Linked DNA regions of Homo sapiens: region 1 is linked to region 2. Evidence: chromatin loops called from intact Hi-C (ENCODE). Cell type or tissue: gastrocnemius medialis. All regions are shown on one strand. Links, peaks and the distances in the headings refer to the core of each region. The heading gives the core; the rest is flanking DNA.

What was found. Peaks named below come from ENCODE experiments on the same cell type or tissue, not always from the same donor. Only the 100,000 strongest peaks of a DNase experiment are listed, where the experiment ranks them.
Region 1: it touches region 2 in a loop (2.1-fold over the local background); 2 of 110 quality-filtered maps call a loop at or near these places.

The regions. Positions count from the first base shown.
Region 1 is chr20:2,135,201-2,145,590 of GRCh38, forward strand. It overlaps STK35 (serine/threonine kinase 35), which reads left to right. Exons shown (of 4, transcript NM_080836.4): 4 at 8,584-10,390. LOC124900458 (a long non-coding RNA gene) reads left to right here. Exons shown (of 2, transcript XR_007067499.1): 2 at 1-6,398. Among named protein-coding and RNA genes, the nearest start is that of STK35, 39 kb to the left of the region's middle. In gastrocnemius medialis, for the core only: no CTCF peak of the experiment used is centred there; a DNase peak (open chromatin) is centred at 5,571; H3K27ac peaks cover 4,214 bases.
Region 2 is chr20:1,940,329-1,950,718 of GRCh38, forward strand. PDYN-AS1 (PDYN antisense RNA 1) reads left to right here and starts at 6,882. Exons shown (of 4, transcript NR_134520.1): 1 at 6,882-7,323. It overlaps SIRPA (signal regulatory protein alpha), which reads left to right. Exons shown (of 8, transcript NM_001040023.2): 8 at 1-264. RefSeq lists enhancers at 1-362, 5,201-5,747, 7,181-7,728 and a silencer at 6,875-7,169. In gastrocnemius medialis, for the core only: no CTCF peak of the experiment used is centred there; DNase peaks (open chromatin) are centred at 3,533, 5,113, 6,583, 6,913 and 4 weaker places; H3K4me3 peaks cover 858 bases; H3K27ac peaks cover 3,346 bases.

The sequences.
Region 1 (10,390 bases), core at 1,582-9,581, 200 kb after region 2:
TCTGTGCTTTTATAGCCTGGGCGACAGTCTGTCTGCCTTTCAGAGAATCCGTGGGACTGGCTTCCTCTGGATACACTTAAGTGGGTGAACAGAATGTGGAAGATGGTGGCAGGGGGTGGCTAGGTAAAGGGTGGACCCCTGCTGAGCAGGGGCTGGTGGTGCTCAGTTCCTTGTAGGGCTGCCCCAGCCGCCTCTTTCAACAATCCATGTGTTTTGAATGTGGCATATGGGAGTCCTCCAGCAGTCCAACATATCTGGCAGGACTTCAGCCAGGATTCCACTTCCTGGACCACTTGTTAGCTAAAGAGACTTATAGGATATATTTGCCATTTTACAAATGGTTGGGTCTAGAAAGAGGCTTTGTGCATTTTAAGATCTTGGGCAGGGCGTTGTGGCTCACACCTGTAATCCCAGCACTTTGGGAGGCCAAGGCAGGAGGATCACTTGACCCCAGGAGTTCAAGACCAGCTTGGCCAACATGGCGAAACCCTGTCTCTACTAAAAATACAAAAATTAGCCGGGCGTGGTGGTGCGCGCCTGTCTTCCCAGCTACTCAGGAGAATCACTTGAACCCAGGAGGTGGAGGTTGCAGTGAGCCGAGATTGCACTGCTGCGCTCCAGCTTGGGCGACAGCAAGACTAATAAGACTAATTAGCTGGGCACAGTGGCATGCACCTGTGGTCCCTACTCAGGAAACTGAGGCGGAAGGATCACTTAAGCCAGGGAAGTCAAGGCTGCAGTGAGCCAGGATCATGCCTTTGCACTCCAGCCTGACAGAGCAAGGCCCTATCTCAGAAAAAAAAGCCATCTTGGGAAGTCCATACTTTCAGACTAAACCATAGTGCTCCAGTCATAAGTCTACTCTTTTCATTAACCTCTTACCATACCTAACTTAGACTCAGGGGACACATTCTGAGGCCGGGCCTGCTCCAAATAGCCACACTTGGATTTCAAGGAACCCCTCCACGTGAAACAGATGTATTTGCCAAAGTTGGCCGTCTTCTTCCCCTTGAAAGAAGGCCTCCTGTTGAGAAGTCAGTAAGGGGAATAGTAGCAGAGAGAGCTGAAATCGAGACAGGAGCCCCCTGGTTGTGTAACTGATAGGCTATGTAATGTCAGGAAAATCTGTAATCCCTGCATGCCTCATTTCTCTCACCCAGCTCTGAAGGTGTGAGAGAGGGGAGCAGCACCCTGTAGCATGGTAGAAAAATAGCATGGGCTTCCGACTTGGACACGGTCCCAGCTCTGTCCCTTACCAGCTGCTGGAGTTTGGAGAAGTGGCCCAGCTCTCTGAGCATCACTGTCCACACCTGGCTTGCCGGGATTTTCAGTGGGAACGTGTGCAGAGCACTTGGCAGTGATGCAGGAACTCAACCAAAGGCAGAGATTTTTTTATAATCATGTGTTTATGTTAAAACCCTATCATGTGGAATGAATGATTCTGTGAAGTTTTATTGCTATGTACTAATTCCCAGTTTCTAGCTATCACCTGGTATTTGAGCTCTTCCTAAAAACCCAGCACTGCTGCTTGGTCACCTGAGAGGCTTAAGAAAAGCAGCAGACTCTCTCTGTCCTGCAGGAAGCTCAGGGTCTAAGATGGTAAGGTTGGAGCACACGACAAGGCTAGTGGGATCTGAGGTCGTCCATGCCTTTTCACTGGGCAGGGGGACAGAAGAGTTCCCATAGAGACTGGGCCCTCTGGGAGTGTTTCCTGGGGAAGGCGTGTGGATGGGAACCCAAAGGGTGAATGCGATCTGAGTGACAGATAGGGGGTGGGAGTTGGGGTAGCCAGATCAGCAGGAGCTGAAGACCCAAAGCAGGAGGGAGGCTGTCACCTCAAGAGAAGATCAACTTGAGGCCAAGGCATCTTTTCTGGAATTTTTGCCCTGGCAAGTGACTGCAGTGAGGTTTTATGGGTTTGGTTTTGTGTTTTTTTGGATGTGATTTGCAGCCACTGTTGTAGCTTATTAAAGTACCTCCTGTGCACCTCACTCCACCTGCTATGTGTACTATCACTGGTCTTTGTACCCGGCAAAGTAGACATTTCCTCATTTTAGGCTGAGCAAACTGAGGCTCGGGGGACCCTGACTTGGTGAAGGTCAGCTGGGATGTAAATTTTGGATCTTCCTACTCCAAAGCCCATGCCTTGAGAGAACACCACCTCCAAGCCACGCTCCTCTGCATTTGGGGCCTGCCCCTGGATATCTGCCTGTGGGTGAGCTGCCTTGGTTTGGTCTCCTGGTCAGGGCTCAGATGTCGTAAGGCGTGGACCTGTGGTCTTCTGGGTTGTCATGGAGCACTGCGAAGCTCCTGTTGTATATGTTGTATAATCTCTGCCCTCTTGCTCCTCTTTTTCCTAACATTTTGCCCGTTCTGTATACCCGAAGACTGAAAACAGTGTTATCCCATTTGTCAGTACTCCCATTCCTTCGACCCTGACAACAGGCACGTTCACAGCACAGTCATCCCTGTTTTTGCCCTACTTTAAGCACCACAGTTGGGAGTGCAGCCTTAGAGGAATGATGCATCAGGAAGCGTGACTCCCTGGCCTTGGTGCCTCTGAGTGATTGGAGGAGACATTCGTGCTGGGGCCACCGAACCCCCAGGGCTGGCATGTTGATGTCTGAATGTGAAAAGCCAGATGCTTTGGTGTATTAAACAAGTGAAGAATGACTAACCCCACTTAGAGGAAGGAGAGGACTGCCGTCTGTGACCCTGACAGATGACTTTGCCTCTGTGCACTTGTGAGGCCTGCTTGCTCCACAGCACGATATGCTGAAAATTAATAACCTGAGCCTCAGTTTGCTCATCTGTAAAATGAGGATAATTCTTACATGGTCCTTTGGACAAATGAGGTGTTGCATATTCAGTTTGCACGGCAGCTAGCATGTCATAGGTATCATTAGCTACAGTGATAATGCCACTACACAGGACTGCGGGTGAATTTAGGTAGGAGTGAATTCTTGGCTAGCCACCCAATAATACCCCACTTTGAGTTTATACTGTACCTTAGTCTATGAGTATGCCAATGGGATGACTTTCTTTTCTATTAACTAAATCTGAGAGTCAGGATAGAAAGAGAAAATTGGGCTTTGGGTTTGAAGTCCCAGTCTGTGATACCCTAAGAACCAAAATGACCATTAACATGAATGACAGCAAGATCGATCTTACTGAATGCCCCACCCTGGGTCAGGTGCCATGACAGGCAATTTACTTGAAGAATTCTTCACTCTTCACAGCAGGCCCCTGAAGAGGAAAGAGTTCCATGCCCATTTTCTAGTTTAGGAGAAGGAGATCATGGAAGTAGCTAGTAAATGGCAGAGCTTGCATTTGAACCAGGACTGTCTGCCATAGAGCCTGTGTTCTTCCCTGAGGGAGCACTGGAGTGACGATAAACCTCGTGGTTACCAGACTTCCACATTTCCTAAGATGGTGCAATTTTAAAAACTGGGGAGGCAGGTCCAGGAGGGAAGCAATTTTTAAAACCATTCCTACTTACTTTCATCATCATTTCATCAAAGAAATGATGTTTTAGGCCAGGCATGGTAGCTCATGCCTGTAATAATCCCAGCACTTTGGGAGACCAAGGCAGGAGGATTGCATGAGCGAAGCCAGGAGTTTGAGACCAGCCTGGGCCACATAATGAGACCCCGTCCCTACAAAAATAAAAATTAAATCTAGCCAGGTGTAGTGGCATGTACCTATAATCCCAGCTGCTCAGGAGGCTGAGGCAGGAGGGTTGTTGAGCCCAGGAATTTAATGCTGCAGTGAGCTATGGTTGTGCCACTGTACTCCAGCTTGGGTGACAGAGTGAGACCCTGTGTCTTAGAAAAGAAAGCAAAAGGTAATGACATTTTGACACTAATAAAGTAGGAAGGCCATCCTTTTAGAGTAAGGGATAATCACCAAGGTATTCTGTGCCTGCAGGCTGAGGAGTAGGGGAAGGAGGTGAACACGTGAGCCATCCTTGTCTCCAGCCCCATCCTGCTGTGCATGTTCCCCTCATATCTCCCAGGCTTCTGTTCTCCAAGCTGCTAATGGCCTTCATGAAAGTAGTTCAGTTTCTCAGTCTTCTTAAACAGACCAGACACCTGCCTGACTGGCAGAGAAGCTTGCTGGAAGACCGTTCACTGCCTGGTTGGCACCATGTCCCCTTTTGTCCCCCGAGCACTAGACCTGTGCACAGGCACGTAAGCCTTCCATGAGCCTTTTTTCTGAGTGAGTCTATTTATAAATGAAGGGATTAGATGGGTTTTAAACTCCACTTAAGACTCTTCTTGTCTTCTCTAGGAAGGGATTTTGCATCGTTACATGTCAAAAGCAGGGGATTTGGAGTGAGACTGCCCTGAGTTAAACCCTTTTCTCTACCACTTACTGTCTATGAGGCTGTTCTCTCTGAGCTTCAGTTTTCTCATCTCTAAGACGAGGGGGACGATAACCCCTACCTCTTAGGGTTGCTGGGGTGAAATGAGGCAATGGATGTAAAACACTCGATCCTTTAACAGTGATTGGAAAGCAGTGTTGCTTTACGAGGTTGTTGCCTATAACACAGTTAGAACTTGCACAGACAGACTGCTCAATAAGTGATTGCTGTTACGCCAGTTACAGAGAAATAAGAAGGTGGGGTGCACTGAGAGAACTTGGTCCAAGAGCTGAAATGAGAAAGGTAAGGATTCATAGCACATTTTCCCAGATCACTGACACCTTCCACCCCCAAGGTCATCTCAGGTGCAAGCTACTGGAACCATTGCTGAGCCGGCTTTGGAAGCACTGATTGAAGACTATCATAGTGCAGAGACTTTGGGTAGTAAAGCTGGAAAACTTTGGATTAAGTGCTGGTTCTACTGCTCAGCAACTCTGGTGTGGGGCAAGTTGCTCCATTTCTCTGGGCCTGTTTTCTTGTGAAAACTGGCCAAATCCCTCCTCACAGTAATCATGGAAGGGCACTACAGATGTCAGTTGCAGGTTTATCACATCACCACTTTTCATTATGCTTAGCAGGTGTGATTTTTGCCCTCAAGGAGCGGGCTCTGGTCAGAGGTAGGGGTTCCACAGAGAGGAATGAGAAGAGCCCCGGTAGAAGCTGGTAGCCAGGCAGTCAGGCACAGCCTGAGCAGTCAGGGAGCTGAGATGTGGCATCTGCTAGGATGAAGCACCACAAGCCTAAGGCCTCCCCAAGGGCCCACTGGGGCTGAGACCTACACCCTTTATTGTGCCCACAAGTACCTGGGAGGGTCTGTGCTTAAACTCAGAACCATGTGGTCTGAGCCATTCCTGTTCATAGCTACAGAAAGCGCCTCCACTACCTTCGGTGAGCTTACTGTGCTGTTAGCTCCCTGGGAAAAATGCTCTTTCTGTGATGGCAGATGGGAAAAGAACCCCAAGCCAAGATCCTCTCCCCAGTAGAGAGCCCTCTTATTTTCCTTCTTTGTGCCCACAAGAGAGAACCAGACTCAGACCTGTAGGCTGTTCTGAGGCTTCCAACAGGAGGGCCAGAGCCAGTGCCAGAGCTAGAGGGAGCAGGGAGGAGCCTTTGGGAAATGTCAGCTTCACTTCCTGGCATGGGACCCAGTGATTACAGCGGTCATTACAAGCTGGTGTCTCAGGAGTTCTTGCAGAGTGCTGTGCTGTTGGTCTGACCTTCTGTAGTCACACTGTGTTCTGCTAGTTTATTATGTAAAAAGGAACCTCTGGTTTCTGAACCTGCCTCCTTGCCAACACTGCTTTTCAGCTGCCACATGCTACCTTCCTGCTGATGGGCATCCTTTTCAGGAGATTGTCCGCAGGGAGGGAGGAAAGGAATGCTGGAAAGTCATAACTGGTCCCAAAGATTATTTTAGCACATCACATGTGGCTGTATAATTTCTCATCGTATTTCACAAGGTCTTAATGTCTCAGATGGTGAGGGCCTACCCTAAATACCCTCTTCCCCCATCTTCAGGTTGATCTGCTGTGTCTACGGAAAGCACGGAGAGAAAGCAATAGGCATGCTAAATAGAGCTAGAGTTTGAGATGGCTGCTGAATCATCAGGGAATATGTTTATGATGATTTTCTTTTTCCAAGTCAAAAACTGGGATACAAGACCCACAAGTGGATTTTTTTGAGGGGAATTAACAGACCAAGGAACAGAAGCAGCAGAGTGAAAGACTGGGCCCGAGAAATCCTGTATTTTCTTTCCAGATCAGCCACACCCACTTTCTTGGTCACCCGCTCCCTGGGCAGTAGAGCAGGGAGTCACATAGTCTAACCTCCCGTTTGGCAGTGTGGAAGCTCTCCTTTGTCCACTGGGCATGGAAGAGTCCAGACAAGACCCCACATCTGGACCTTTCTATTGGAGCTGCCAGCTTTTCTTGTTCATTAAAGTACCCTATTTTTCCTATTAAAAACTAAAATATAACATTGGTGTGTGTTCATTATTAAAAATCAGAAGTGAGGGAAGAGGAAAATCCAGTCACAACAAGCACAACATGTTGGTGTATTTATTGTCAGATTTTCCTACACTGAGGGGTTTGTGTTTTTACATAGTTATGGTCATGCTGTGCGCTACACAACTTTGTAACCTACCCTTTTCCACCTACCCCAGGGAAGTGCTTTTGTCATAATCTTCAAAATGTCATGCAATGATCTCATTTCCTCTGTAGTATATCAGTGCGTTGAAGGATCATTTGCTTACTTAATCCTTATTTTTGGACTTGTGAGTTGTTATATTTCAGTGAACTTCTTTATCCATAAAGTTCTTTTCATATTTAGGTTTATCTGTTAAGCTTGGCTTTCAGGAGTAGAATTTCAGGGAGCTACCAATCTAAACACCTTTGAAGCCCTAAAAACAGTGCCAGACTACCTTCCAGAAGCCTTATCCCCTCCTCCAGCAGTGTGCGGGGCACCCTCACCAGCCAGAAACACTTTCAGTGGTTGCGTGGCTGAGAACCATGGCCTGTTCAGATTTAACACGTTTATAGTCTCTGGTTGGGGACAGTTGGCCAGGAAGGGGTAGAGTCATTGAGTATGTTTGTCCCTGCTGTGGGCCAGGAACCTGAGTCATTCCACCCAGACCTCAACCAAGAGTCCCCAGTGCTCAGAGGGAGAAACTGAGGCCAACAGACAGTAAATTATCCAATATTGTCCTATCCTGCTGCCTCTTGGGAGGACTGGCCAGGTCCCTTCCCAGGAGCTGAGGACAACGAGCTGGTGTTGTCAGCCCGCACAGGTGGCAAGTCATGGCAGCCACGGTGCTGGCTCTGCCTGACAAAGAAAGGCACGCACAGTGAAAGACTTGTCTGCTTTGGTCATTCGGGCACTTTAAAAACTCCTAGATGGGCCAAGGTAGGTGGATCACTTGAGCCCAGGAGTTCAAGACCAGCCTGGACAACATGACAAAACGTCGTCTCTACTAAAAATATAAAAATTAGCCTGGCGTGGTGGCATGTGCCCTGTAGTCACAGCTACTCAGGAGGCTGAGGTGGGAGGATCACTAGAGCACAGGAGTTCAAGGTTGCAGTGAGCTGTGATCAAGGCACTGTACTCCAGCCTGGGTGACAGAGCAAGACCCTGTCTCAAAAAACCTCCTAGATGATTCCATGTGCAACGAGGCTGGAGCACTGTTGCCCTAGATGGCCCGCCCTGCCCAGGACAGCGCTATACTTAGCACTGATCCGATAGCTCAGAGTGGGCGCTGCCCAAGACTAATCTCTGTGGGCCCTTGTATTCTAGGCCTCCAGTAGAATAAGCCACTGAAGGGCAGGCTTCTTGTCTTATTCCTGAGGCCTGGCACTAAGGCAGTTTCCAAATAATAGCCAACACTAATAGGATCAGGCACTCTTCTTGGTTTTACGTTCATTTAATCTTCATAATAGCCTGTGACGCAGGTACAGGTGATGAGACCAGGGAACAGAGGACTTAAATTCCCCCACAGTCGAGGGGCAGCTCCTGTTTACTCAGTTGCCCGTTCTGGCTCCAGAGCCCTCGTTCTTAACCCCCACAGTGCACTGCAGCAGACAGTGCAGGCCCAGTCCAGCCCTGCCCCTGGGTGTGGGATTCTGGCCCATGTTAAGACCTGAGCAGGTAGCCTGGTTCGGATTCTCAGAGGCCTGAGCTTCACTCTTCTCTTCTGTAAAACAGGATTACTGAACCTAGAGAGGGTTGCTGTGGCGTTTCTAACAAACAGCACAATTAATCACAGAGAGTGGGGAAGAAAGCATGAGTGGAAGCAGTGCTGGCAAGGTCTGTGGGGACAGACTATCCAGGGTGGGCCCTGCGGTGTCTTGCTCCTAATAGTACGGGGAAGCCAGGGTTCAAGATTGGTTTGACAGCTAGAGCCAGCAAGCTTGGGTTCCCAGCTAGTGTCTGCCCCTTAGTCAGTGTGCCCTTGGGTAAGTTACTTAACCTGAGCCTCAGTTTCCCTATCTGAAAAATAAGCATGTGTGAATAAGACCAGGGAGGTTGTGAAGCTAGATTTACCCCATCTCTTTAGAGCTCTGCCCCACAGCCCCCAGCACACACAGCTTCAGTGTTCCTCTGGGTTGAGGGCTGGTGCCCAGGCCTGCTGACCAATGTCCCCTCCTTACCCGCCTTCTGTCTTCCAGGTCGATTCCTCGGGACCCACAGTCTCACCACGTCTCCTCCAGAGGACGGCAGAGGGTACAGGTGGTGGCCTGGCCGGTTGGCGATCTCCCGACAGCTGGATCCGGCAATGTGAAGCTTTTGTTTGGGTTTCCCCGCTTCTTTTTAGTTTTGCTTTATTTTTTTCCTTTTCTTTTCTTTTTTTTTTTTCCTCTTTCCTTTTTTTAAATTTAAACCATTGAGACTTCAGAAGAGCAGGACACAATGCTGTGGACAGGCACCAATTTCTTTAAAGAAATTCAATGTGGGCAAGGCATATGTGTAAATTTCACTTTTACTTTTTATAAGGGGTTAGGGAGCTATTTTTGGTTTTGTCCTTCACTTTCCCTCTGTCTTCCTTCTTTATACTTTTCTCAGTTCTACTTATGACACCTCACTTCCCTAGAGAAGGCCTGCCTCCCCATAGGGAATCTGGGGGTTTCTTCTGGAACGGGGCGTGAGGACACAAGGAGGCCTCTGGGCCACGCCTCCCTACCAGATGCAGGAACTCCTGGACTCCTTGGTGGGCTGGCCCTGGCTAGCCCTTGGGCCTCGGAGATGATCAGAGGTGAAGAACCGCCTGGAAGAGGAAGGCCAGGGTTTGGCCAGGAGAACTAAGAAGGTCTCAACTCCAGGCTTTGTTGTGTTTAAGCTATTGAGAGCCCCAGGCCACACCAGGACTTGCAGTGGTGGGAATCCATTCCTCTTCTGCCCTGTGTTGCAGGGAACTAGGAGGTAAGGGTGGAGGGCGACCATCTCGCTCTTGCTGGCGGTGGAGCAGCCATCCCTGCCTTTCTGTTGGGAAAAACTGTTGTGCCAAACTCTTGTGTGGAACACAGCTGGGTCTTCAGCAGGCATCTGTCACTGCCGTGAGGTCAGCGCTTCTCACCTAACTGCCTCCTGGATTGTCATCTTCCCAGATGTGTCCCATAGTGTCCAGGTGTCACAGAGACGGCCTGAGGCCCTAAGATCTGGTTGTGACTTTGCCATGATAACAGGGTGTCCTGAACTGGCTGCCGTTGTCGTGTTCTCACAGTGAAGGGCGTGCCCTGTGTGCCGGGGTCCATGGTGTCATATGCAGTGACACACACTGTCAAGCGCCATTTCCCTCACCCCTGGAGACTTACTGTTAGGTGCCTGCCCTCAGTATAGACGTATCCAATGGGAAAACAGCGGACCTGCCCAGAGCAGGGAGGTGTCGTGGAACTGGGTAGACCCCCTGCAGCGTTAGGGGCCCATTTGTGGGCTCGCCACCTTCAGGCTTCCCCAGCCATGACACTTCAGCCCCGCCACCCATGCCTGTCTGCTGCAGCCATCCTTGCACTCTCCAGCGACACTCTCGCACCTCCCTAGGGGAAGCTTCCCTCCCCCTGGGCTGCTGCTCTGAGCCCATCTGTTCTCCCCCTGCAAGAAGGGGCAATGCTCTTGTGTTGTCCCTCTGTCTGGACGCGCCTGGCCACTCCGAAGGCTTTTCACCCCATTATGGCCAAATAGTATAGGGCCACTGGGGAGGGGGAAGGGAATCATTTTGTGTTCATTTTTGTTTTCTGTTTCACCTAAACCAGCATAGGATTGATAGGGGAGACGGTTGGCGGGCATTTCCGTTTCTATGTGACCAAGGCAGCAGGGGCTTTTACCTGCTAAGCGGCAATCCTTTGGCCCTGAGAATTTGGGAGAGAACAGTGCATCAGGCCAGGCTCAGCAATATGTTTGCTCACATTCTTTCAGCCTTCTGTCACCCCCCTCAACACCAAACTTTCTTCCTTGTGAGCAGAAGGTTGGCTGCTGTTA
Region 2 (10,390 bases), core at 1,346-9,345:
CCCTGCATAGCTGAGTCTCGTGGCCTCTCACCACTGATGGGATCTCGGACACCCGGCTCACCCTCCTCCTGGGGCCTCACTTTCCTTCCCCACCAAATGCAGACATCTAATGCTTGTCCTGTAATATCCTTGCCAGATGACTGATGTCAAGTGCTGGTTTATAGTGGGTGCTCAATAAATGTTAGTTTCCTTTCTATCCCTCCATTAGATCATTAATGATATTAGTGCTAATTATGTAATAAAGTTAAGGCATAAATATGTTAATATTTAGTGGTTACTATGTGTCAACGCTTTACCTTGATGAATTCTTAAACCTTGTGACTCAAGGGCAATTATGTTACTGACTGTAGATGACACAGAGAGAGGGTGCAACTTACACAGGTTCACACAGCTAATGAGTGATGTTACTGAGCCTCCAGTTCCAACTGGATAACTGTAGTGCCTGATGCTTAGCCACTGGGTTAATAATCAATACGTCATGTATGGACCACTGACTGCAAAATTAACCACCATGATAGCTAATAACAGCTATGCCAAGTGTGCTGCCGCGTGCTTCACAGTTAGAACTCATTTCCTTCTCCCAGCTACATGAGGGAGGAACTCTTGTTCTCTGTGCTTTGCAGATAAGGAAACTGAGACACGGAGAAGTCATTTCTCCAATGTCCCATGGCAGAGCAGTTTGAAGCCAGGGAATCTGACTCTTCTCCCCCACACTGTACTTACTGCCTCATTTAATTCTCATGACTATCAGATCGCTGTGGTTGTGCCCATTTTGCAAAGAAGGAAAGATGAGGTTCTGGAAGTGCATGTGACATGACCAATCTCACGCAGAGTCTTTAGTCAAGTTGAGACTTGAACTCAGATCCACAAGCCCACTGGGGATCATCCCTACACCCTTGGCCTGGTCCATGTGATCAGAGACCACCTGAACCAAGGAGCCTTCTGCGGGGCTCAGAGAGGTCACCCTCCTCTCAGGCCAGGACCTTGGCTGTAACAGACAGCTCAGCAGTTTCCTGGCCCGTGGCCTGAGTTCAGCTCTCCGCCTCCCTCCGGGAGCAACCCATGAAATATGTGCACTGCTTGCAGGAATGGGGTGTTCAAGGCATGAATCCAGGCCGAGTGGGTGGGGAAATGCCTTCCATTCTCTGGGAAGGTGGGGGATGATGGACTGCGTGTCCAGACAAGGAGACTTGGTGGGTGTATTTCATGCAGCACCTGGGCCTTGCTTCTCCACGGCCAAATCTCCAGGGCTGGAGGCTGGCAGGCGAAATGAAAGTTGATGGGAGCTAAGTGGCCCTTTTCCAGCCCTCCAGGAAATCAGTCAAGCATTTGGCATTTATCGGACACCTCCTTGGGGTTCCTCCTGGTGCAAAGGAGAATGCTAAGACTCCCTTCCTCCATGAGGACCAGGCCAGAGTCCTCTGCCTTCCACCTGAAGCCCCTGCCCATTTTACGTGATAATCAGGAAAATCTCCACTGGCCCCCAACCCCAAGATTTGAATGCCCAACTGTAAAAGCCCATGTGTCTTCTAGCACATTTCCAACAGCCAAGTTTTGACGAAGGTTTATTTAATTTTGGCATAAACACATACTACATATTAGACACTCTCCTAAACTCTGGACAAGTATTTATTAAAATTAATTCACTTTATTCTCTTAACAAACCTATGAGTTAGGTACTATGATTATCCCCCACTTAATAAAGAAATGGAAACACAGAGAGATTAAGCATTTTGCTCCAAGGTCGCCATCCGGGAAGTGACGCCACTGTGGGTATGGTCTAGTCCAGCACTGAATGGGCATATGATGGGGGCTGGGGCTGATAGTGAGAAAGTGGGGGGCATAGATAATGTTCAGGATACACTGGACACTGTCAGTAGCCAGAAACACCACATCTCACCACCAAAGTGTCAGAACATCAGGGTGATATGGCTGCCTGGCTGCTCACCAGCCAGCCGAGGCACCCTTGAGCCTGCCACTGCTGGGATCCCCGACACCACCCCGCTTCACCACCCTCTTCACTGTGCCTGACCAGGCTCTTGGTTTCTTTTCTGAATACAAGATTATGACATTGAAGATGCTTTTTAAGAAGACGTGCTCCTGATGTTCAAAAACAGGCAAAACCTTGGCAACAGAGATCAGAAGAGTGGCTGCCCTTGGAGGGAGGACCAGGAGAAGCCTGGGGTGGCACATGCTCTACGTCTTCCTGAGTCGTGGTTATCTGGGAGGTTGCATATGTAAAAACCTTTCCAGCTGCACATTTAAGATGGGTGCATTTCCCTGTATATAAGTTATGCCTTGAATTTTTTAAAAGATAGATGCCCAGCCCTGTCCCCCTCAACCTTTGATGCCTGCCCCTCCCCACCCCCGGCCAATCTATTTTTTAAAGTTAGTGTCAACACCTTATCTTCGGTAGCTGAACCCAGCCCAGGGCCTGGCCCCAGTGAGGGGCCCAAGGAGTGTCGCTGAGTTCATTGGAAAGATGAACATCCCCGTGATCAAAACAGCACAGAAAACAGTGAAAGATGCTAAACAGCACAAAGATTAAGGATGGCTACAAGCATAAGCCATTATCTGTTATCACTTCATCTCCTGAGATTCCTTCCATCACTTTTCCTCCTCCTCCACCCATTGGAATCGGATACAACTGCACCCCAGAGTCCTTGCCCTGTGACCTTGGGCAAAGAGATTCACCACTGGGCCTCTGCTTTGTCACCTGTGAAACAGGGATAGTAGCAGCCTTCACCTCCGGGGGTTCTTGCGAGAGTTCGATGAGAAAGTAGATTTAAGACTCTTTGCAGCAGTGTGGTGCAGACAGCAGTCGACATATGCACAGAAACACACACACATTCACACCCACACACTCACATATCAGGCCAGGTTATTAGAGCATCGCTGCAATGGTGGGTCTTCTGACGAATAATTTTATCAAGTCCCTCTCTTTCTCATTAGCCTGAGATAGGTCTCTCTTACCAACCTTTCGGGTATGGGGTGCAACACCCCAGCTTGGTTTTCGGAGTCCTCTGCCTTATACCACCACCTGACCTGTTTAAGAACATTTCCTGCTCCTCCCCAGCCCCTGCTGGACTCCTTGGCCAGGTTGATTTTCCTCTCCCAAGAAATACTATATAGCAACTCCTTTGACTTCCCTAGCCCCACCATGAGTCATTCCTCCAGTGACTTGGTGTCCTCTTGACCAGACATGAGCTCCCAAACCAGAACTTCACGCTCTACCTTTGGGATTCAGCCCCTAGGATAAGGGAGACTAAAGCCTACCATGTGCCACGCTGGACTCTGGACACTCGAATTCTTTACTTCATGGAACCTTCACATTCTTTACAAATGGAATGTCAATTTCACAGGGAAGAAAATTGAGGCTCAGAGAGGTGGAGAGGTAATAAGTTCAAGATCTTTCAACTAGTAATTATTTCTCAAGCTCCTACTGGAACCTGGCCCTGTGCAAAGTTCTGAGGACACAATGTGGACAAAAAATGGACCACACCCATATGAGCTCATATATGAGGGAACCAGAGCCACTGGCAATCCCAGTGCAGGGATGAGCGCTGCTGAGAAGGGCGTGACAAACATGACGTACAAGTGCAGAATTAACACACTAATGAGTGAGCCAGCAGTGGGGCAAGAGCTGGTTCCAAGAGTAAATGGGCACTTAGAGGCTTTGAAAAAGGAAGGTGAGAATAACATTTTCAAGTTAGAGATCAATCCGGTTAATGTCCCACAAGGCAATAAGGCCATATCTTTGGAGATATTTTTTTTCTGCCAGACAGAAGCCATTTGCACCCACCAGACAAAAGTCTACAAATTAGCCCCAATCTGGGCCTTAATCAAATAGGAAAGACAAACTCAGGTATATTCTTCTACAGAACTAACTAATCCTTCAGTGGGGCTTTTAAACCGTGCCCCAGTATGGCAACGAGATGAAGCACTGCCTTCTTTTGCCTTATTTCCAAATTTGAGATACTTTGTCTTATTAAAGGAAAGTATACTGGCTTCATTCAGCCTGCACAGGGCAGAAAAAGACTTCTTGAAGAGGAAATCCCTGAACTGAGATCTAAAAAATAAGTAACAAGAAGCCAGGTAAGTGCAAAAGAGCCAGTGCAAAGGAGTTCCAAGGAGCCAGTGCCTGGCAGAGGCCAGCCGTCCCTGTGTGCACTGGCCCCTACTGAGCTCTGCAGCCCGATTCACACCACTCTCTCCATCACTCCCTGCACTGGCAACACCAGCCTCCTGCCAGTTTCTAAAATGAACCACAGGACCCCGGCATGAGCTACTCCCTCTGCCTGCAACACTCCCTGGATCTTTCCTGCTTGTCCTCCAATCCAGAGGCTGGGCTAAGTTCCCTTGTCAAACACTTCCATAGTAACCATGTCCAGCCCTTCTTTGTAGCCCTCATCTCAATTTGTAATTATACATTGGCACTGTGATTACATGATTACCATCCTCTCCTCTACTGCCCCAGTTGCTGCCTCAGGGCAAGGAGGGTGTTGATTCACTCATCAGTGTAACTCCTATGCTAAGCCCATAGGAGGCACCCAGCAAATATTAGAGGGATGGGAGGATGGACGGAGTGATGAGAAGGAGGATGAGAGGATAGATGGATGGAAGAAGGGAGGCTGAATGGATGGCTGGATTGATGCAGGAGAGCACGGATGGGTGGATGGGTGGGAAGGAAGAAAGGAAGGGGGAGAGGGAGGGAAGAGAGCAAAGGGGGAGAAGGAAGAGCATAAAAGTCGGAGTCTGCTTGGCATTTTAGGAGAACTGAGAGTCCCTGGCTGGCAGGTTTGGAACTAGAAGCAAACCTCAGTACATCTGACTTTTCCCACTGAGTTTCTCTGCCTTTCATCATGATCCTGGGTTCAGGGCAATCACTTTTTTAAAAAAATGACGCATGATCCCCAACAGGCAAGGAGCCAATGACCTTTGTCTGAGCCTTTGGTTCCTCTTCTAGAGAAACTGGGGCTATACTTAGAAAACAGGATAAAAGATTGCAAAAATTTGTCTACTCTCAAATTGCACAACCCTAGCGTGGCTGGTCAATGGCTCAACTTTGGGAGCTGGCGGGGCTCAGCCTCTCAACAGACTTGTCCTCCTGGCTCTGCTTCAATGACAACAGGCCAAGCCCTCATGGTAGAAGGTGCCGTTCCCACCAACCTGGGCCTTCTGCCCCCGCAGGCCCTCTCTGGGCAAGGTCAGCTGGTGCGGCAGCCGGTCGCATGGATCTGGGCCACAGACCTGTCTCCAGAATGAGGCCGGGTGAGAGTTTAATGGCAAGAAGGCTGCAGCCTGACTAAGGCTGTCGGCTTGATTCTGCCATGGCTCCCCCCCATGCCAGTAAATGGACCCTGTGCACATGCAGATTAATGCATTATCGCTAATGTTTTGTGCCAGATGCAAAGGCACTCGGGCAGCCCGGCCGAGAGCTGCCATTACCACAGGACCTTTTGCTGGAAAATTTTTCTTGGGGCAATTAAATCTTCAGCTGTCTCCTCCAAGGGAGTGCCAGCTTGCATTTTAATTATCCTCAAAAGAGGGAAGTAGGGGAAAGGACACAAGGCAAAGAATGAAAAAATAACAACCTGCTTTATAAACACAGTGGTTTCTCCCCCATCAACTCCACAGTGCCCTTGACCTTTAGATTCCTGCCTCCCGATACCCTTGGAAGGACCCCTTTAACGGGAAGAAGGGAGAGGAGGTAGGAGAGAGCGTTTCTTGAGTGTGGAATAAGTGTTAGTGCAATGCATTATGCCTGGTTAATTTTTTTTAAATTTTTTTTGTAGAGACAGGGTTTCCCTATGTGGCCCAGGCTGGTCTCAAACTCCTGGGCTCAAGTGATCTTCCTGCCTCAGCCTGCAAGTAGCTGGAACTACAGGTGCATGCCAACCAGCCCAGCTAATTTTTTAAAAAAATTTTTGTAGAGACTGGGTCTCCCTACGTTGCCCAGGCTGGTCTCAAATTCCTGGGCTCAAGTGATCCTCCTGCTTCAGTCTCCCAAAGTGCTGGGATTAGAGGCGTGAACCACCATTCCCAGACTCATGGAAAGTTCGAGAACCGGCAAAACTCATCAGTCAGGTGCTAGGGCGAGGGAAGCACTTGACTAAAAGGGACAAAGGGAACTTTCGGGGACCTGGAAATGCTTATCTTGATTGAGGTGGTGCTTACATGGGTGTACATATCAGTCAAAACTCATCAAACTGTATACTTTAAAATGAGTGCATTTTATTGTTTGTAAGTTAATACTTTAATAAAGTTGATTTTAAAATAATAATAAAATAATACGAGTTAATATTTATCTAGACCTTACTATGTGCCGTCCTAGTCGCGCTTCGTATGTGTTAAGCCCTTTATCCCTCACTCCAATCTGTGACATAGGCACTCAGTACCCCGTTGCCCAAATGAGGAAATTGAAACACAGAGAAGTTTGGCAACTTTCTAAAGTGACGCAGCTAGTAAGAGGCAGGGCCTGGGTTCAAATGGAGGCAGATTTTAAGCCTATAGCTGAACAGCGAAGTCCAAGATTACCCAACTGGTTATTACTAGAGGCAGGATTAAACCCCGGTGCCTTTCCAACGTGATGAAACCGGTGGAAGAGGAAAACGCATTCATTCACTAGGGAAACATTTACTCATCCTCCGCTGCAGGTCGAACTGTAGACACAGAGAGCAACAGACAAATCCCAGGCCCTCGTCGGGGAAGAAAGGGATCATGAAATAAACAGAAAAATAAATGCGAAATGCGGCCAGCGATGAAAGCTCAGAAGGCGAGCTTACCCCGGACCCAAACGCGCAATACTAACCGGGAGTGTAAGGAGGCCACGCCCTCCTCGCGTATTTGTGCCCAAATGAGCTGCCTCCCCAGCGTGCACCAAATTCCTGAGCCACCTGCTCCGAGCTCGATTTCCCTTTCAAGCTGTGTGTTCTGCGGGGGCAGGGAGAGCTGCAAGGGCTCATCTTTCAGGACGTGCTGCAAAGGCCCTTTGAAGTCATCCGCCCTGCTCTTGGCACCTTGCGCCTGGAGCTGAGCTCTTCCAAAAATGACCCCTGCGCATTCCGTGGTGCGGCCGCCCAGCCCAGGCAGTCGCGGTCCAGAGCAGGGGAAGCTGCAGCGCGGCCGACAGCTGGGAGAGCCGAGGCCCTGAGGGAGGACCCTGCCTCAAGCCAAGCAACCAGGCCCTGCGGCCCTCTCCCCACCCCTGTGCGGCCCTGGCGCAGGGAACCGGGACGGGGCTTTCAGGCCTTGAAGGGCAGACTTACTCCACCAAACATTCCCATCGTCGGCTGATGGAGGGCCTCGAGCTGGGCGCTGTGGGTACGTTATCCTATTTACTTCTCTCGGTAGCCCTGCACCATCGCCTCTGGTTCCCAGGTAAGCACAGAGAAGCAGATGACTTGCCCAAGATCACACAGTACTGCAGGAATAGAATTGGCGTCTGGACCTCTCCCCTAATACCCCACGGCCTCCAGAATCTCACCTCAGCCCCTGTCCATCCCGAAATAAACACTCTACACCATTTAGTGAATGTTCTTTCAGAGGTCAGACCCTATACATTCATTTCCTGGCTCCCCCATTTCCTGACTGCGTGACCTTAAGCAAGTTTCTTAACCTCTCTGTGTCAGCGTCCTCCTCTGTAGAATGGTGCCAAAAACTGTACCTATCCCAGAAGGTTACTGTGAGGACCAAATGAGACAAGACAATAAATGTAAAAGTGGTTAAAACTGTGCCCAGATGATAGTGAGCCCTCAAAAACTAGTCACTCTTCTAATTCCATAGACTTGATTAATTTCTGGTTTTTCATAAGTGGATTTACATGTATACATTTAAGGCACCTTTCCAAGTAAGACATACAGGTCTACCTCATTCTTTCAAGCAGCTTCATAACATTCTTGTATTCATTCATTCATTCATTCATTCATTCACCAAACATGTGTAGAGCGGGCAGCTCCTGTACACCAGGCAAGGGCATACAACACACTCAGTCCTTGCTCTGAGTTCTCATGGGAGGGATAATTGACAAATGCATGAATAAATAGTTGAGAGCATTTCACCTTATACTGAGTGCTATGAAGAAAATAAGATGGGGCCAGGCTCTGTGGCTCATGCCTGAAATCCTAGGACTTTGGGAGGCCGAGGCGGGCAGATCATTTGAGGCCAGGCATTCAAGACCAGCCTAGGGTTTTAGTAGAGAAAATCCATCTGTACTAAAAATACAAAAAAACAAAACAAAACAAAAATGCTCTATGTGGTGGTGCATGCCTGTAATCCCATCTATTCTGGAGGCTGAGGCACCAGGATTATTTAAATCTGGGAGGCAGAGTTTGCAGTGAGCCGAGATCTCACCACCACACTCCAGCCTGGGTGACAGAGTGAGACTCTGTCTCAAAAAACAAAAAAAAAAAAAGAAAAAAGAAAAAAGTAAAAAGAAAAGATGGACAAAGTGTTAGAGAGACGCTGGTTGGGAGAGGGAAAACAATTTACAGACAGTGCGTGAAGTCCCCAGGGATATGGCATTTTACTGCCACCGGAAGGAAGAGAAGGAAGGAGAATGGAGCAGTCCAGGCAGAGGAAGCAGCCAGGGCAAAGGCTGGGAGGCTGCACTAAGCTCAAGTGTGATTCAACTGGAGGTAAAGAATGAGCATTTTTGAAACCAGGTTGGAGAGTCAGGCCAGGGCCCAGTGAGACAGCGCCTGTGGATTTTAGCCTGAGAGACATGTGAAGTCCCTGAACCCGGGGGTCCTGCAGCTGTGTAGGAACAGATTGGAGAGGCACCAATGGAGGAACCAGGAAGTTTGTCAGGCTACAGGATTCAGAGGCACGGGCAAGAGGCGATGGTGGCAGGGACTAGGGATGCAGCCTCCAGCCTGGAACATGCCTCAGTGGCAGAGCCCACGGGACCAGCTGATGGGGAAGACAGAGTTGAAGGAAAAAAAGAAACAAGTTGCCACTGACAGATGTCAACATAATAATTTAATTAATGAATTCCCTATTGATGGAGAGCTGGACTGTTTCTATTTTTTCCCTACTTGCAAACAATTTTGTCTTAAACATTATTGCATAGATAGCCCCAGATATGAGATGCTTGGATCAAAGGGGTGAACTTTTTTTTTTTTTAATCATATCCAGATGGCCACATTGCCTCCATTCCACTTGTGTCCAACATGCAGGAGTTCCAGTTTCTACCCTGGAACTTTCTCCTCCTGCTGTGCTCCTGGGAACACTCTGCCCAACCCCTCCACCTCTGGCACAGACCCGGTCTCCAATGCATTTGTATTTCTTGCTGCAATCTGGAATTATAAGTTGTTAAGAAGAAAACCTCAGAACCAGGCTAAGTGGCTAAAAAGACTGCCCAGGGGCCTCTTTTTCCAGCAGGAGGCAGAGAGAGGCTTCCAACACCCTGAAGAGGGCCAGTTTACCCCTATTCTTCCAAATACAAGGAATTGACTTTTATTTTTTTTTCCCTCTTCAGGCCTGAAAACAAGCCAGAGCATTGAATGGCCATGAAAACAAGCAGTGAAAACAGGCCCTGAGGTTACAGGAAACCCTTCTCCCCACCACTCTCTGAGCAGCGGGAAGGAAGGGAGCCACTGTCCTCTGGGTCCTCTGCCCTTCAGCCCTCCTGGAGGCCCACTGGCCTTCCCCATCTCACATGTGATCAATGCCCCCTGGTTGTGGCCACCACCTGCTGCCTGACCCCCATTCCATGCCAGCTTTTGCTACCAGAGTTTCCTTTTCATAAGTGGCCTTTTTAAAGGAAGTATTTTCTTTTAATCAGCAGTCACTGCATCTGTAACAGTGCTGAAGCAGAATTTTGTTATTTTCCCATTACTTAGCGCTTCTCTGTTCCATTTATTTGGGGGAAGAATCGCTAAGATTTCAGAGATTCGTAGCTCTCTTGTACGCGGTATCTGATTTTCACTTTGGCATTTGGAGATGCTTTTGAAGGTGGTTTATGTTATCTTTCCAAGACTTACCTGGTGAGTTACTTAATCAAGAGAGGATTTTGAAACATACTGCCTCTTAATATCTTGTCTTTTGTTTTTGTTTTGTTTTTTTGAGACAGAGTCTCACTCTGTCGCCCAGGCTGGAGTCCAGTGGCATGATCTTGGCTCACAGCAACCTCTGCCTCCCCAGATCAAGCAATTCTCCCACCTCAGCCTCCTAAGTAGCTGGGATCACAGGCACACACCAGCACACCTGGCTAATCTTTGTATTTTTAGTAGAGACAGGGTTTCGCCATGTTGGCCAGGCTGGTCTCGAACTCCTGACCTCAGGTGATCCACCCACCTTGGTGTCCCAAAGTGCTGGGATTACAGGCGTGAGTCACCGTACCCAGCCTATCTTGTCTTTTAAAACAAGTGACTTTTTTTTTACAGCAAAA